Regions from separate parts of the Homo sapiens genome. Here region 2 is linked to region 1. A link is an interaction called in ENCODE POLR2A ChIA-PET data of the cell type or tissue named here. Cell type or tissue: PC-9. All regions are shown on one strand.

Region 1 (4,000 bases):
CTTGCTGTGTGACCCAGGCTGGCCTGGAACTCCTGGCCTCAAGTGATCCCCCAGTCTCAGCCTCCCAAAGTGCAAGGATTAGAGCTACGAGCCACCCTTCCCAGCCAACAGGCCCTTTCAATCTAGATAGTTCTGTCCTTCAATAGAAAATTTCTTTGAACTATGTCTTTGATGATTTTTTTATCCTATGTTTTCTTTTTTTCTCATATCATTCTCATATTAGACCTTCTGGATAAATCCACCAGTATTCTTATCTTTACTCTCCTATTTGAACCTCTTTATTTTACTCCTTTTATTGTACTTTCTGGAATATTTCTTCAACTCTATCTTCTATAGTACTGGGTTTTTCATTTCTACTATATTTAACCTCAACCACAAGCAAATAAATACCAAGCTAAAACAATGAGACTTTTTTCTTTTTCTTTTGCCTGTGAGTTTTGGCCAATATAAAAAAGTTTCGTAATACCTAATGTTGGCTAAATGTGGGAAAACAATAAATGAAAGTTCTTTGAAGAACAACTTTACAATATCTATCAAAATTCACAAAACATGTAAAACTCTTGACTCAGTAATTTTACCTCTAGGAATTTACCATGCATTTATACTTGTACAAGTGTTCAAAAATATAGATATAAGCATTATTTGTTAATAGCAAAAAAAATCTTAAATATCCAACAGGAAGCAATTGGTTATATAAACCATAATTATCCCTGAAATATCCAACAATTTCAAAAACAACATTGATCTAGATATGGTGATATTGAATGACTTCCAAACGACTTAAGCGAGCCGAGATTGCGCCATTGCACTCCAGCCTGGGCAACAAGAATGAAATTCCGTCTCAAAAAAAATATATATGAAAACAGGGACTCCAAAAGATATTTGTACACCCATGTTCATAGCAGCATTACTCACAATAGCTAAAGTGGAAGTAACCCAAGTGTCCATCGGTGGATGAAAGGATGAAGAATATGTGCTCTCTATATACAATGTAGCCAGAAAGAAAACGTGGTCATTATATATAATATAGACATGATGGCTCATGGCTGTAATCCTAGCACTTTGGGAGGGCAAAGCCGGAGGATCACTTGAGCCCAAGGAGGTCAAGGCTGCAGCGAGCTGTGATTGCACCACTGCACTCCAGTCTGGGCGACAGAGCAAGACTTTGTTTTTTTTTTTTTTTTTTGAGACAGGGTCTCGCTCTGTTGCCCAGGCTGGAGTGCAGTGGTGTAATCACAGCTAGCTGCAGCCTTGACCTCCTTGGGCTCAAGCGATCCTCCCACCTCAGCCTCCTGAATAGTTGGGACTACAGGCACATGCCACCATGCCTGGCTAATTTAAAAATTTTTTTCAATTTTTGTAGAGATAAGGTCTTGCTTTGTTGCCCAGGCTGCTCTCTAACTCCTGGCCTCAAGCAATCCTCCCACTTCAGCCTTTCAAAGTGCTGGGATTATAGGCATGAGCCACTGTCCCTGGCCTTGGTATAATTTTAACTTGCATTTTACTTTATATGAGTGAGGCTGAGCACATTTTCTTATGTTTAAAAGCCATTTGAGGCCAGGCACGGTGGCTCACGCTTGTAATCCTAGCACTTCGGGAGGCTGAGGCAGGTGGATCACTTGAGCCCAGGAGTTCAAGACCAGCCTGGACAACACAGTGAGACCCTGTCTCAAAAAAAAAAAAGCCATTGGGGCCGGCAGCATGTGCCTGTGGTCCCAGCAACCAGGGAGGCTGACGTGGGAGGATCACTTGAGCCCAGGAAGTCAAGGGTGCAGTGAGCTGTGATTTTGCCACTGCACTCTAGCCTGGGTGACAGAGCAAGATCTTGTCTCAAAAAAAAAAAAACAACAAATGCTGAGAGTTAACAGCGAGCAGTGAGGAGTGCTGTGCGGGTTGGCCCAGCTGGTTTGGTTTGGTTTGATTGGGGAGGGGTTAGCCAGATGATAAACTCCCCTGGCTTTTTCACTAGGTTTGGCTTGCTGCTGTGTTCCCAATAGCTAGCACAGTGCCTGACATATAGCAGATGGGCAACAAATTTGTTGAAAAAAAATGAATGGAAGGCATCCTGGAGGTAAGTGTTTGAGAGCTGTTTAGGAAGAAAGAACCTGGTCATGAATTGGATGCTGGGGAGAGTGAAGTACATGCATAGGTTTCTGACTGCGAAGAAACCAAGAGTCTATGTTTCTGCACGAATGTTTTATTCATGTGGGTGGGGCTCTGCTGAGCTGGCTTTTACAACTTAAAACCTTTTCACTGGGAGGACAATTCCAAAGTCTAGCAGAAGCAAGCTTCAGGAAGAACAATAGCTCCAACCCCACCCCAGTTTTTCAATTTAAGCGAAAAATTAGCTTCTCTGAGACCTCTCCACCCTCCTCTTTGAATATTTGGATGGGATTAAGACAGTCATTCCGGGAAAAGGGGCATCTCAGAGCCTGGAAGAGAGGAGGCAGAGTCAGCTGCCACAAGCCAGTTGAAAATAAAACAGATTTCACGACAGAAGGAAGAGCATGGTGGCTGAATTTGTTAGGTTATGTCCTTGGAAATTCAGAGATGAAAATCAGAGCCACGGACTCTTCCCTCTTCCTTCTTCCGGGATTAAAAATAATAATAGACTGACCATCCTGGCTAACACGGTGAAAGCCCATCTCTACTTAAAATGCAAAAAATTAGCCGGGCGTAGTGGCGGGCGCCTGTAGTCCCACCTACTCAAGAGGCTGAGGCAGGAGAATGGCGTGAACCCAGGAGGCGGAGCTTGCAGTGAGCCGAGGTCGCGCCACTGCACCCCAGCCTGGGCGACAGAGTGAGACTCCGTCTCAAAAATAAATAAATAAATAAATAAATAAATAAATAAATAAATAAACAAACAAATAAATAAAAATTATAGACCGAATCTAGCACTTCCAACTTCTCTGGTCATGCCTCAAAGTTATATTAAGAGATTAAAGCCACATCTTCCTTTTATTATTGGGCACTGGTCTTAGCTTTCCACAGCTTTTAAAAATTGTTAAAAAAAAAAAAAAAAAAGGAAGGGGCTAGGCACAGTGACTCACACCTATAATCCCAACACTTTGGAAGGCAGAGGCAGGGGGTTACTTGAGCCCAGGAGTTCAAGACCAGTCTGGCTGACATAGGGAGACGGTGTCTTTACAAAAAATTTTTAAAAATTAGCCAGGCATGGTGAGGTGCACCTGTGGTCCCAGCTACTTGGGAGGCTAAGGTGAGAGGATCACTTGAGCCCAGGAGGTTGAGGCTGCAGTGAGCCGTGATTGCACCACTGCACTCCAGCCTGGGTGACAGAACGAGACTTTGTCTCAAAAAAGAAAAAAAGAAAAGAAAAGGAAGTAACATCCCTCCTGGTCTTTTGAACTTGTGGGCCACTCCTCCAATGCACACCACCCTAGCCCCTCAGAAAAGAAAGGTAAGCAACATAACAAAGTTTGGTTTCTTTCTGGTTTTTTTTTTTTTTGAGACAGGGTCTCCCTCTGTCACCCAGGGTGGAGTACAGTGGCATGAACACGGCTCACTGCACCCTGGACCTCCTGGGCTCAAGTGGTCCTCCTGCCTCAGTCTCCCCAGTAGCTGGGCTCACAGGCGTGCGCCACCACACCCAGCTTATTTTTAATGATTTTTTTTTTTTTTTTAGAGGAAGTCTTGCTCTGTCGCCCAGGCTGGAGTGCAGTGGTGCAATGTTGGCTCACTGCAAGCTCCACTTCCCGGGTTCACACCATTCTGCCACCTCAGCCTCTCAAGGAGCTGGGACTACAGGCGCCCGCCACCACGTCTGGCTAATTTTGTTTTTGTTTTTTTTAGTAGAGATGGGGTTTCACCGTGTTAGCCAGGATGGTCTCGATCTCCTGACCTCGTGATCCACCCGCCTCAGCCTCCCAAAGTGCTGGGATTACAGGTGTGAGCCACCAGGCCCGGCCTTAATGATTTTTTTTTTTTTAGAGATGGGTCTTGCCATGTTGCCCAGGCTAGTCTCAAACTTCTAGGCTCAAGT
Region 2 (4,000 bases), 210 kb after region 1:
ATCAACGTGATATGTAATATCAACAAATGAAGGACAGAAACTATATAATCATTTCAATTGATGCTGAAAAAGCATTTGATAAAATCTAACATCCCTTCATGATAAAAACTCTTAAAAAACTGGGTATAGAAGAACATATCTCAACATAATAAAAGCCATATACTACAGACCCATGGTCAGTATACAGAATGGGGAAAAACTGATTTCCTTTAAGAGCTTGAACACACCAAGAATGCCCACTTTCACCACTGTTATTCAATATAGTACTGGAAGTCCTAGCAAGAGCAAGCAAAGAAGTGAAATTCTTCTTGTTTGTAGACGATATGATCTTTTTTTTTTTTTTTTTTTTTGAGACGGAGTTTTGCTCTTGTTGCCCAGGCTGGAGTGCAATGGTGTGATCTTGGCTCACCACAACCTCCACCGCCCAGGTTCAAGCAATTCTCCCTCCTCAGCCTCCCAAGTAGCTGGGATTACAGGCATGCGCCATCATGCCTGGCTAATTTTTTTTGTACTTTTAGTAGAGACGAGGTTTCTCCATGTTGGTCAGGTGATCCGCCCACCTCGGCCTCCTAAAGTGCTGGTATTACAGGCATGAGCCACCACACCTGGTGACAATATGATCTTATATTTGGGAAAACCTAAAGACTCCACCAAAAAACGACTAGAACTGATAATTCACAAAAGTTGCAGGATACAAAAATCAACATACAAAAATCAGTAGCCCTGCTATATGCCCACAGTGAACAATCTGAAAAAGAAATCAAGAAAGTAATCCCATTCACAACAGCTACAAATAAAATTAAATATCTAGGAATTAACCAAATTAAGTGAAAGATCTCTAAAATAAAAACTACTGAACGGGTATGGTGGCTCACGCCTGTAATCCCCGCATTTTGGGAGGCCAAGGCAGGCGGATCACGAGGTCAGGAGTTCAAGACTAGTCTGGCCAACATAGTGAAACCCCGTCTCTACTAAAAATACAAAAAATTAGCCAGCTGTGGTGGTATGCGCCTGTAATCCCAGGTACTCAGGAAGCTGAGGCAGGAGAATGGCGCAAACCCGGGAGGCACAGGTTGCAGTGAGCTGAGATTGCACCATTGAACTCCAGCCCAGGCAACAGTGCGAGACTCCATCTCAAAAAAAAAAAAAAAAAAAAAAAACAACTATCATTGGTGAAAGAAATTGAAGACAACACACCAAAAAAATGGAAAGATAATTCATATTCATGGATTGGAAGAATCAATATTGTTAAAATGTCCATACAACCTAAAGCAATCTATAGATTCAATGTAATCTCTATCAATATACCAATGACATTCGTCATGGAAATAGGAAAAACAATCCTAAAATTTGTGTAGAACCACAAAGACCCAGAATAGCCAAAGCTATCCTAAGAAAAAAGAACAAAAGGGAGGAATCACATTACCCGACTTCATACAACAAAGCTATAATAACCAAAACAGCATGATATTGGCATAAAAACAGACACACAGACCAATGGAACAGAATAGAGAACCCAGAAAAAAATCCATACATCTACAGCAAACTCATTTTCAACAATGGTGCCAATAACATACAATGAGGAAAAGACAGTTTCTTCAATAAATGGTGCTGTGCCTTAAGCAGAGGTTAGGTTTGCTGTACAGACTTAAGTTGATGCCTTCTGCATTGACAGTCTCTAGAGATTTAGTCTTTCTAGTCTTTCTTCTCTTCCTGGTGCAGAGAGGGAGACACCCTGTCAAAGAGATACTCCTTTACAAACGTACACTTCCCTTAAAAAAGGGCAACTTTTCAGAACTACTCCTGTATCTGCAGTTTCTCAGGATAACCAGCTCACAACAATCAACATGCCAAAAAGGCATATTTTTGAAACCACCTTTGCAAAAATTACAACAGTGAGTAAAACGTGATATAGCTGACTCCATCTTTGCTTTTTTTTTGAGACACAGTTTTTGCTCTTGTTGCCCAGGCTGGAGTGCAAAGGTGCAATCTCAGCTTACTGCAACCTCCACCTCCTGGGTTCAAGCAATTCTCCTGCCTCAGCCTGCAGAGTAGCTGGAATTACAGGCATGCACCACCACGCCCGGATAATTTTGTATTTTTAGTAGAGACAGGGTTTCCCCATGTTGGTCAGGCTGGTCTCAAACTCCCAACCTCAGGTGATCCGCCTGCCTCCGCCTCCCAAAGTGCTGGGATTACAGACATGAGCCACTGCGCCTGGCCCTATCTTTGCTTTTAATCTCACAAGCTCTTTGCTCATTCCTGAGTGTTGGCAATGCTAACTATGGGAGAAATTCAGTTTAAAGTTTAGCTTTAAAACAAAGATGATTAACAGTCCTTTCCCAAAATTAACCCACTCCTTGCTCAGAGACTAAAAGCATCTTTGTAAAATTACACGAGGTTAGAATTATTGTTTAGGAGTTATGTAGCCAAAAGTAACAAGAATTTTGCAACCTCCACAATTGCTCCTATAGATAACATCACTATTGTAAAACGTAAAACTGGTGGTTGGGGTATCTTTCAGACCTTGCATTTTGATGGACCAACTGGTGCCACTTGGACCAGGAGCCCATATGAAGAAACTGACTCAACTGGTTCTGTGACCACTACTTAGGAACTGAGTCAGGGCAAGAAGACAGTTTCAACTCTCTACAATTTTATCCAAGACCCAACCAATCAGCATTCCCCATTCCTTAGCCCACTGCCTACCAAACTATCCTTGAAAAACCCTAGCCCCCGAATTCTCAGGGAGGCAGATTTGAGAATTATCTACTGTCTTCCTCACTTGGTTGGCCCTGTGACAATTAAACTCTTTCTTTGTTGCAAACAAAATAAATAAGTGGTGCTGGGAAAATTGGATATCCATATGCAGAAGAATGAAACTAGACCCATATCTCTCATCATATACAAAAATCAAATCAAAATGGATTAAAGACTTAAGTTGAAGACTTCAAACTATGAAACTACTAAAAGAAAACAGTGGAAAACCTCTCCAGAACATTGGACTGGGTAGAGTTCTAGAGTAATACCCCACAAGCACAGGCAACCAATGCAAAAATGGACAAATGGGATCACATCAAGTTAAGATGCTTCTGCAGAGCAAAGGAAACAACACAGTGAAGAGAAAACCCACAGAATGAGAGAAAATATTTGCAAACTATCCATCTGATAAGAGATTAATATCCAGAATATATAAGAAGCTCAAACAACTCTATATGAAAAAAATCTAATAATCCAATTTAAAAATGGGCGAAAGATCTGAGTAGGTATTTCTCAAAAGAAGACATACAAATGGCAGACAGCATAAGAAAAGGTGCCAACATCACTGAGCATCAGAAAAATGCAAATGAAAACTACAATGAGGGCCGGGCCCGTTGGCTCATGTCTGTAATCCCAGCACTTTGGGAGGCTGAGGCAGGCGGATCACGTGGTCAGGAGTTCGAGACCAGCCTGGCCAACAAGGTGAAACCACGTCTCTACTAAAAATACAAAAATTAGCCGGGTGTGGTGATGCAGTGTGCACCTGTAATCCCAGCTACTCAGGAGGCTGAGGCAGGAGAATTGCTTGAACCCAGGAGGCGGAGGTTGCAGTAAACCGAGATTGCGCCACTGCACTCCAGCCTGGGTGACAGAGCAAGACTCCGTCTCAAAAAAAAAAAAAAAAAAAAAAAAGAAAAAACCTACAATGAGAGAGCATCTCACCTAAGTTTAAATGGCTTTTATCCAAAAGATAAGGATGAATCCTGGTGAGGGATGTGGAGAAAAGGGAACCCTAGGTACATTGTTGGTGGGAATGTAAATTAGTACAACCACTATGGAGGACAGTTTGGAGGTTCCTCAAAAAACTAAAAATAGAACTATCATTTGATCTAGCAATTCCATTGCTATGTATATATGCCAACAGAATCTGTATGTCCAAGAGATATCTGAACTCCCATGTTTATTGCAGCACTATTCAGAATAGCCAAGATTTGGAGGCAATCTATGCGTCTGTCAACAA

Evidence for each region. ChIA-PET counts read pairs that join two places held together with the same protein. Peaks named below come from ENCODE experiments on the same cell type or tissue, not always from the same donor. Only the 100,000 strongest peaks of a DNase experiment are listed, where the experiment ranks them.
Region 2: POLR2A ChIA-PET joins it to region 1 with 5 read pairs; 2 of 35 experiments call an interaction of 5 or more read pairs at or near these places.

The regions. Positions count from the first base shown.
Region 1 is chr5:69,452,908-69,456,907 of GRCh38, reverse strand. No RefSeq gene overlaps it. Among named protein-coding and RNA genes, the nearest start is that of OCLN, 38 kb to the left of the region's middle. In PC-9, no CTCF peak of the experiment used is centred here; no DNase peak of the experiment used is centred here; H3K4me3 peaks cover 450 bases; H3K27ac peaks cover 332 bases.
Region 2 is chr5:69,240,987-69,244,986 of GRCh38, reverse strand. All of the region lies in intron 2 of CDK7 (cyclin dependent kinase 7), which reads right to left. Among named protein-coding and RNA genes, the nearest start is that of CDK7, 8.1 kb to the right of the region's middle. In PC-9, no CTCF peak of the experiment used is centred here; no DNase peak of the experiment used is centred here.